Linked DNA regions of Homo sapiens: regions 2 and 3 are each linked to region 1. The links are chromatin contacts, found by Hi-C or POLR2A ChIA-PET in ENCODE. All regions are on one chromosome and are shown on one strand. Each heading gives the region's core, a stretch centred on a gene start or an enhancer-like site at or near the end of the contact. The rest is flanking DNA. Distances are from core to core; before and after follow the strand shown.

Region 1 (3,098 bases), core at 246-2,745:
TTCAGCGGACAAAAGCTGCAGTTGAGTTCCCACAGAAGGTGAGACCCCAAAGGGAGAGCGAAAGGAGTTTACTAGATGGAAGCAGCAGAAGGAACAGCACTCTTGGGAGAGGGAACAGTAGAAGCAGAGATGGGGGGACAGAAAGAAGGGAGGTGAGGCCCCTGTGGGGTGTGGAGTGTCAGGTTGGGCAAGAAGGACAGGGCTTTGATTGTGATTCCATTAGTCAGAAGCTACCCATATGCCCAATCAACTTCTGGTAGCACACAGTCAGGTCAGTGTTTGCTGAGCTGAAATTTAAAAAAGTGAATCCTTCAGAAAGTTAAATTTCCTATTCGGCCATTCATTCAACAATAGTATCAAGTCCTGGAGAGTGCTTGCGGCTAACAATCAGGGGCATTCTTGGCTTGTGGCACTGCTCAAGAAAAGGTTGTAGTTGGGCAGGGAGGACCCAGTAAGTAACTAACTGCAACAGGACAGTCATTTTCACTTTCCTAGTTCACACACCAAGGTGTGGTCTAGGCCTTCAGGGGCTCTGGGTATTCCTGGGGCAATGGGGAGTCACGGAGGGTTAGGGAGAGGGTAACCCCATCCCTGAGAAGCACATTTTTCCTAATGGCTGCCTGCGTTCTATGGTTCTGCTGTCCGGCCACCCAATACCTCAGACTCTGTCTACACAGCGTCCTCCTCTCCAGCCTCCTTATTGGCTACTCATGCCTCCCTTCACACCACCTACACTGCCCCCGTCGGCTCTGCTTTTTTCCCCATCTTGCCTCCAAGTCCTCCCTCCGTCCCGCTGCACTATCTAGCCTCGGCATTGGCTCATCCCATACTAGTACTGTCCTTTGAGGTCTCTACGCCTTCACCCTGGCTCCCTCATTGGCTATCCGCCAGCTCTCGTCCTCGCTCCCGCCTTCAGCCTCCACCTCCATTGGCTCGGCTCCCTACACACCCGCCTCTTGGTCTCCTTTTAGCCTTCGTATTGGCTAGCTCCACCTTGGCACCACCCCTTCGAAGCCGCAGTGCACGCTCACAAGCCTCCCCATTGGCTCGCTGCAGCCATTGTCGTCATCCCACGCGTGGCTCTCCATTGGCTGTTCTCTCTCTCTAGCTACCGTTCCACCGCCTACGCAACCCGCGGGATCTCCCACTTTTTGGGCCTCTGCGTTCGTTCCCGGCTGCCCTCATCGCCTGTAGCCATTCCACTTTTCCCACCGCCCACATGCCTCTCTCGCTCAGACTTCCGCATTAGCTGTCTGCTTCTGTTTTCTTCATCATGGATTTCGCACCACCCCCATTCCGGCCTCTCCATTGATTCCTCGATCATCCCGCCCCCTACACCGCCCACTCCCGGGCATCCCCATTGGCTGCGTGCTTCTCCGGCTCTCAATTCGCTGTACGTCATCCGTGCATGGCTGCCCATTGGCCCTCTGCAATACTTGTCTTCATCTCACCGCCTATGCCCCCGTGAGCCGTACCCCTCCGCGCTGGCCTTCCCATTGGCTGCCCGCCCCTTCAGGCCCTGCCCCCGCCGGTCCCGCCGCCGGTGCCGTCGGTGCCGCCGCCGCCGCCGATATGGCGCGTACGGCCCCTGTGGAGCCCCCGCTGCGGCATTCCGCGCCCCCCTCGCCGGCCGCGGGTGAGCCCCGCACCTCGGTCGAGGCGGCGGTGGCCCCGCGGAGGGTGCTGTTCGCCGACGAGGCCTTGGGGCTGCCGCTGGCGCAGTTGCGCCGCTACCGGCCGTGGGGCGGGCCCGGGGCGGGCAAGATGGCGGCGGCGGCCGGGCAAGATGGCGGCGGCGGCGGCGGGGCCGACGAGGACGACGATGGCGAGGATGGGGATGAAGGGGAGGAGGAAGAGGAGGCTTGCCCCGAGCCCTCACCGCTGTGCCCCGTCCCCGCTGGCGGGGGGTTTTACCTGGTCCCCACATTTTCGCTGCCGCCCGCGCCGGGCCGTCTGGAGCGCTTGGGGCGCGTCATGGTGGAGCTGGAGGCGCTGCTGCCGCCTCCCGGAGCGGTCCCCGGGGGTGCCGGGGTGTGGGTGCCTGGGGGCCGCCCGCCGGTGCTGCGCGGGTTGGTACGCGTGCTGAACCGCTCCTTCGAGAAGGCGGTGCACGTGCGGGCCTCACACGACGGCTGGGCTTCCTTTTGCGACCACCCAGCGCGCTACGTCCCGCGCAGCCCGCCGTGGGCAGGAGCGGGAGGAACAGGAGCAGGAGATCCCATCCTGGATCCGGGGCTCGGCCTGGGTCCCGGCCAGGCATCCGCCTCCTCGCCCGACGACGGCGGCCGCACCGACCGCTTTGCCTTCCAGCTGCCCTTTGCTGAGGGCGCGGGCGATGGGGCGCGCCTCGACTTCGTGGTGCGCTATGAGACCCCTGAGGGCACTTTCTGGGCCAACAACCACGGCCGCAACTACACAGTCCTGCTCCGGATCGCACCCGCTCCCACACCCACTGATGCCGAAGGGCTGCCCCAGCAGCAGCAGCTGCCGCAGCTGGAGCCACAGCCCGAGTGCCAGGGTCCCGTGGAGGCTGAGGCCAGGCAGCTGAAGAGCTGCATGAAGCCGGTGAGGCGCAGGTAATGTCAGCCAGCGCCACCTCCGCCAACGCAGGGCTGTGTCTGGGATGGAGGACAAGCATTCCGGCCCAGGAACCCCTCAGGCCTGCTCTCCAGGACAGGGAGGAGGGTGCATTGAGTCAGTCAGTCAAAGAGTGATGGAGGTCAAACACGTGCTAGGCACTGTTTTAACTGGGGTTTTATTCCTCCATTTATTGAGTTCCACTGTAAAGCCCTGAACAAGACAGACATCTACCCTACCCTCAAGGATTCATACAGGCTCCTATGGGAGACAGTTTGAAAAAACAAGCAAGCAAGCAGATAGGATAAATAGGGACAAAGTTAGCTGCTGAAGGGAGTAAGGGGATAGATTGGGAGGGAATGACTGTGTCAGACATGCTGTTAAAGGGAGGGCCTTTGAGGAGGTGAGTCCCGAATGATGATAAAGAAGAGTTATGCAGATACGGTGGGGAGGTGGGGGAGAGTTTGTAGGAAAAGGAACAGGGAGGACTTTTCTGAGGAGGTTTCATTTAAACTAAGTCC
Region 2 (3,098 bases), core at 436-2,935, 610 kb after region 1:
TGACTCAGGAAGGGTAGGGCCCAGGGCAACCCTCAGTTTTATGGGAACCACGCATCCTCCTTTCAAGGGCTCCTGATTCCTGAGGCCCAACTCCTGCTGCTAACCCTAGGAGGCCTCCCCATCCCCTCCCTAGAGGAAGGGGCCAGGTGGAGAGCTGATGTCCAGTGCTGAGCAAGGAGAATGTTGCTAGGGTATGTATACTCAGGCAGCACAGCCACACAAGCCAGACAGCGTGCACTAGGCTACAGCCAGCCACCACCAGGATTAGGGGACTAGACTCTTCCTAGAACACTCTTTCTCCTCCTACTCCTGTCCTGATGCCTGCCCTGGGCTGCACTCTCTGGGACCAGCAGCTACAGCCCGACACCCTCGAGCCATGACCCAGGTCTGAGCCACTTGCTCTGGGCACACTCCTCGTGGGCTCTGGGGTGCTGCTGCCCAGTGCCAGCAGCCCCTTGGCACAGGGGTTCCCAGAGGCCTCTCAGCCTCATGTCCGACTCCCTCTCCCTGCTGGCAGCTCCACAGGCTTCTTTCCACTTCCACCTGCTGCCCCCCTCCCCCGGGATGCTGCCAGGGCTTAAGGGTCTTGGGAGTGTGTCCTGTAGTTTAGGCCCCCTCTCAGCTGTAGGGGAAGTGCCAGCTGTAGGGATGGCCTTGTCGTGCCTCGTCCCTCCAGCTGGCCTTGGAGAGAAGAGGTGGATTGTGCCATCGGGCTGCTCAGCGTCTGCTGGGCCAGGAGGCCGGCTGTCAAGCCATTAACCCACCCGTGGCCTTGGGAGCCCAGGAGGACGCGAGCAGCAGGCCCAGACCCTGCAGAGCGCTGATAAGATGGGCCAGGGACGCGCCTCTCCAGGCCCAGCGGCCTTGGTAGCCCGGCCCCCCCGGAGCTGGGGTCCAGGCCTCCCCAGAACTGCAGCTGGAGCTTCATCCTTTTCGGGAAGCGCAGGACCTGGCGTGGGAAGGGAGACAGGGACGAGGCTAGAGGCAGGCTCGGCCGCCGAAATGATGGCCTGTCACGGCTTCTGCCTGCGCTCCCTAGGACCCCCCTCAGAGGGGACATTTCACAGCCTCAGAAACATTTCTGGACTTGGCACCCGCTCGGCCCCCAGCCCCGCAGTGGCCGAGGGAAGCCTGCATAGACGAGGGGAAGGACGAGGAGAGGGGAGGAGACGATGAAGGGGGTCAGAGCAGCGATTGGAGCCGAGAGCTGGAAGCGCCTTAAAGAGACTGCGCGGTCCCCGCCCCCCTTCCCGCCAGCCTCAATGAATTAGAGCTGTGTTTCCCAAACTTGCCTGATCATAAGCAGCCTCTGGGGCCCTAGTTAGAGATACAGGTTCCGGAGTACCTCCCTTCGAGATTCTGATTCAGTAGGCCTGCGGGTGGAGCCAAGGAATCTGTAATTTTAACACGCTCCCCACGTGATTCTCGTGAACAAGCAAGTTTGGAAAATACTGAATTAAAGGAAACGGGGCCTGGCTGCAGAAGCAGCCTCCACTAGGGGGCTTCGGCGGGAGGATTCCCGGGGGCGTCGCCTGCTTCCGCCGCCGCCTCCTTCAGTGAAAGTCCCTTTTGGGTCCAGCTGCCACAGCCACCGCGCTCCCTCAGGCCGGGCGGGGGACACCCCAGGTCTGCGTGGCCCCCGCGCCGCCACGCCCAGTGGCCGCCCGAGCCCTGCGAGCAGGGGGAGGAGCCGCCGCCAGTGGAGGCGGAGGAGGTAGAGGAGGCGGAGACGGCGGAGAAGGCGGAGAGGAAGGTGGAGGCGGAGGCGAAGGTGGAGGGGAAGGCGGAGGCGGCGGGGAAGGCGGAGGCGGCGGGGAAGGTGGACGCCACCGAGAAGGTGGAGACGGCGGGGAAGGTGGACGCCGCTGGGAAGGTGGAGACGGCGGAGGGTCCGGGCCGCCGGGCTGAGCTCAAGCTGGAGCCCGAACCCGAGCCGGTCCGGGAGGCGGAGCAGGAGCCGAAGCAGGAGCTGGAGGATGAGAACCCAGCGCGGAGCGGCGGTGGCGGCAACAGCGACGAGGTTCCTCCCCCCACCCTTCCCTCCGATCCACCGCGGCCCCCCGATCCCTCTCCGCGTCGCAGTCGTGCGCCGCGCCGCCGACCCCGGCCCCGGCCCCAGACCCGGCTCCGTACCCCGCCGCAGCCTAGGCCCCGGCCCCCGCCCCGGCCCCGGCCCCGGCGCGGCCCTGGGGGCGGATGCCTGGATGTGGATTTTGCCGTGGGGCCACCAGGCTGTTCTCACGTGAACAGCTTTAAGGTGGGAGAGAACTGGAGGCAGGAACTGCGGGTTATCTACCAGTGCTTCGTGTGGTGTGGAACCCCAGAGACCAGGAAAAGCAAGGCAAAGTCCTGCATCTGCCATGTGTGTGGCACCCATCTGAACAGACTCCACTCTTGCCTTTCCTGTGTCTTCTTTGGCTGCTTCACGGAGAAACACATTCACGAGCACGCAGAGACGAAACAACACAACTTAGCAGTAGACCTGTATTACGGAGGTATATACTGCTTTATGTGTAAGGACTATGTATATGACAAAGACATTGAGCAAATTGCCAAAGAAGAGCAAGGAGAAGCTTTGAAATTACAAGCCTCCACCTCAACAGAGGTTTCTCACCAGCAGTGTTCAGTGCCAGGCCTTGGTGAGAAATTCCCAACCTGGGAAACAACCAAACCAGAATTAGAACTGCTGGGGCACAACCCGAGGAGAAGAAGAATCACCTCCAGCTTTACGATCGGTTTAAGAGGACTCATCAATCTTGGCAACACGTGCTTTATGAACTGCATTGTCCAGGCCCTCACCCACACGCCGATACTGAGAGATTTCTTTCTCTCTGACAGGCACCGATGTGAGATGCCGAGTCCCGAGTTGTGTCTGGTCTGTGAGATGTCGTCGCTGTTTCGGGAGTTGTATTCTGGAAACCCGTCTCCTCATGTGCCCTATAAGTTACTGCACCTGGTGTGGATACATGCCCGCCATTTAGCAGGGTACAGGCAACAGGATGCCCACGAGTTCCTCATTGCAGCGTTAGATGTCCTGCACAGGCACTGCAAAGGTGATGATGTCGGGAAGGCGGCCAACAATCCCAACCACTGTAACT
Region 3 (3,098 bases), core at 391-2,890, 590 kb before region 1:
GACCAGGAGATGTGTGCGGGAGTGAACACTGCAGTGTTGCTCCCAACAGCAAGAACCAGAAGCAGCCCAAAGGGCTGTTACAGGAGAATATGGACACCCAGGCTGCACATGCACACCATGGAATGCTGTATGGCAGTGGAAATAAATGAACAGCTACCACTATAGGCAAACAGGAATCACAGCAACAGCCAAGAGTGAAGGCGTGGAGGGACGAGACCATGCACTCACACCTGGCCTGCCTGGCTCGCACTCCGGGCAAAGGGGTCAGAACAGTGACTGGCACACACGTTAAGTGCTATGTGAGTGTTAAGATAAAACTAGGATGTCCAGTGGGGAGAAAGCAAGCCTTTGAAGATTATGTGCTTTTACAAACTTCAAGTGCAATGAAAACTAAACAAGATGTTGTTCAGGCATTCATATATGATATAAAGTTCCTTTCTTTAAAAAAGGGATGGGCTGGGCACGGTGGCTCACGCCTGTAATTCTAATACTTTGGGAGGCCGAGGCAGGTGGATCACGAGGTCGAGAAATCGAGACCATCCTGGCCAACATGGTGAAACCCTGTCTCTACTAAAAATACAAAAAAATTAGCTGGGCGTGGTGGCGTGTGCCTGTAGTCCCAGCTACTTGGGAGGCTGAGGCAGGAGAGTCACTTGAACCCGGGAGGCAAAGGTTGCAGTGAGCCGAGATCGTGCCACCGCACTCCAGCCTGGCGACAGAGTGAGACTCCATCTCAAAAAAAAAAAGAAAAAAAAAAGTATGACAAGCAGAAAGTAATTTGGGAGCTGCGGGGAGGCAAGGGTAAGGGATGGGGAAGTGGACCAGAGGCATATGCGTCATTGGCAGTGTCTAAGCACTCACGATAGGCGTGGATCACAGGGGCTCGCTCTGTAATTAAAAGGAAAAGGGTTTTTGTTGTGTTGTTGTTGTTGCTGTTTTTGAGACAAGGGTCTTGCTCTGTCATCATCCAGGCTGGAGTGCAGTGGTGCAGTCTCAGCTCACTGCAACCTCCGCCTCCTGGGTTCAAGCGATTCTCCTGCCTCAGCCTCCTGAGCAGCTAGGACTACAGGTGTGTGCCACCATGCCTGGCTAATTTTTGTATTTTTTAGTGGAAATGGGGTTTTGCCATGTTGCCCAGGCTCGTCTTGAACTCCTGACCTCAAGTGATCCACTCGTCTCGGCCTCCCAAAGTGCTGGGATTACAGGTGTGAGCTATTGTCCCCAGCCAAAAGGAAAAGTTTTACTGTAGTAACCCTTCCGGACTAGGGACCTCGGGCCTCAGCCTCAGGCTACCTAGGTGCTTTAGAAAGGAGGCCACCCAGGCCCATGACTACTCCTTGCCACAGGGAGCCCTGCACACAGATGTGCTAAGCTCTCGCTGCCAGCCAGAGGGAGGAGGGTCTGAGCCAGTCAGAAGGAGATGGGCCCCAGAGAGTAAGAAAGGGGGAGGAGGACCCAAGCTGATCCAAAAGGTGGGTCTAAGCAGTCAAGTGGAGGAGGGTTCCAATCTGATGGCGGAGGGCCCAAGCTCAGCCTAACGAGGAGGCCAGGCCCACCAAGGGGCCCCTGGAGGACTTGTTTCCCTTGTCCCTTGTGGTTTTTTGCATTTCCTGTTCCCTTGCTGCTCATTGCGGAAGTTCCTCTTCTTACCCTGCACCCAGAGCCTCGCCAGAGAAGACAAGGGCAGAAAGCACCATGAGTGGGGGCCCAATGGGAGGAAGGCCCGGGGGCCGAGGAGCACCAGCGGTTCAGCAGAACATACCCTCCACCCTCCTCCAGGACCACGAGAACCAGCGACTCTTTGAGATGCTTGGACGAAAATGCTTGGTGAGCTGGGGATCTCCTGCCCCCGCCCCGTCCCCACCGTTTCTTCCTCTTCCTCTCCTCCTTCTCTCTCTTCCCCTCCTCCCGCTCCTCCTTTCCCTCTCCATCATCTCCTCTCCTAGAATTTCCCGTCATAATCCACCCTTCCCAGGAAGATCTCAATGTCTACTTGCCTTCCCTCTGGCTGCAGCTCTTCCTTTGGGCCCATGACTGTCATGAGGCAGGAAGGACCAGGTCTGGCTCCAAGACCTTGTGGCTACCCCTGACCAGACTCCACTGACCCCTGCTTTCCTCTCCCAGACGCTGGCCACTGCAGTTGTTCAGCTGTACCTGGCGCTGCCCCCTGGAGCTGAGCACTGGACCAAGGAGCATTGTGGGGCTGTGTGCTTCGTGAAGGATAACCCCCAGAAGTCCTACTTCATCCGCCTTTACGGCCTTCAGGTGACCCCCCCACCCCCGACTGGACTTGCAAGCCAGTTCTCAACCCGCAAACCCAGATCTGTGTCCATATGTGTCCATAGCTTCAAGACCTCAGACCTGATCAGTGAATCCCTGAGCCCCAGAACCAAAGACTCATCCAGATGGCAAACTCTGACTTGCCTTTCTAAGTCTGCAATGACTGGCCCCAGTCTCCGTATCAAGATCTCTAAAGCCCCCAGTATTAGTCTGCTGCCTAAGCCTAATCTTTTCCACAAATTCCAATAAATGAGCACTGTATTTGTACCTGAACCTCAAATCTATTCTAAACTCAACATTTTGCATCCCAGGAATCTCTCATCAAAACTCCTGAACCCCAGATGTTTGCCAAGCTCCTAAGTCATAAATCTGTTCAACAAACCCCAAAGTTGAATATTCCATTGATCCTTGAACTCCAAATCTGTCCTTCTAAATCCACAGCACAGACCCCAGAGTTCCCATATTAAAATTCCTGAACACTCAAATACCGAGGTAGTTCTTAAGCAAAAAGTCTTTTCCACAATCCCCTGACCTGAACTTTCTAGGTTTAAGCCCCAAATTCATCCTTTTAAACCCATAAAGATGGACCCAGCATAACTTCCAGATCCCAAGGCTATCAAATATCCACCAAACTCCTAAACCATAACTCTCTCCACAAACCCCAAATTGCACTTACTTTAGCTGGACTCCCCGCGAAACTCCCAAGTCTATGTGTCTGAACTTCAAATCTCAACTCCAACCCCCAAATACTAGAATCCTACCTGTCATGAATTGGGGCTGGGGTGGTGGGGGAGGGCATGGATTGAATCTGTGAATGA

The links. A loop is a pair of places that touch in the nucleus more often than their neighbours do. ChIA-PET counts read pairs that join two places held with the same protein, here RNA polymerase II (POLR2A). Pooled maps may share reads with other maps.
Region 2: a map of gastrocnemius medialis shows a loop between it and region 1 (3-fold over the local background). The contact joins the promoter of USP27X here to the promoter of PPP1R3F in region 1. A Hi-C loop is called at or near these places in 3 of 168 maps with a recorded cell type or tissue (gastrocnemius medialis and naive thymus-derived CD4-positive, alpha-beta T cell), 3 of 37 single-sample maps with no recorded cell type and 16 of 50 pooled maps. POLR2A ChIA-PET finds 5 or more read pairs at or near these places in 1 of 52 experiments (MCF 10A).
Region 3: a pooled map shows a loop between it and region 1 (8-fold over the local background). The contact joins the promoter of WAS here to the promoter of PPP1R3F in region 1. A Hi-C loop is called at or near these places in 1 of 168 maps with a recorded cell type or tissue (ascending aorta), 4 of 37 single-sample maps with no recorded cell type and 15 of 50 pooled maps.

Annotation. Positions count from the first base shown.
Region 1 is chrX:49,268,298-49,271,395 of GRCh38, forward strand. PPP1R3F (protein phosphatase 1 regulatory subunit 3F) reads left to right here and starts at 1,496. Exons shown (of 4, transcript NM_033215.5): 1 at 1,496-2,576. The coding sequence starts at 1,573. RefSeq lists enhancers at 585-1,084, 782-831 and a silencer at 1,532-1,771.
Region 2 is chrX:49,877,799-49,880,896 of GRCh38, forward strand. USP27X (ubiquitin specific peptidase 27 X-linked) reads left to right here and starts at 1,686. Exons shown (of 1, transcript NM_001145073.3): 1 at 1,686-3,098. The coding sequence starts at 2,510. It overlaps USP27X-DT (USP27X divergent transcript), which reads right to left and starts at 1,558. Exons shown (of 2, transcript NR_026742.1): 1 at 1,293-1,558; 2 at 1-949. RefSeq lists silencers at 1,508-1,917, 1,958-2,037.
Region 3 is chrX:48,682,159-48,685,256 of GRCh38, forward strand. WAS (WASP actin nucleation promoting factor) reads left to right here and starts at 1,641. Exons shown (of 12, transcript NM_000377.3): 1 at 1,641-1,827; 2 at 2,125-2,265. The coding sequence starts at 1,696.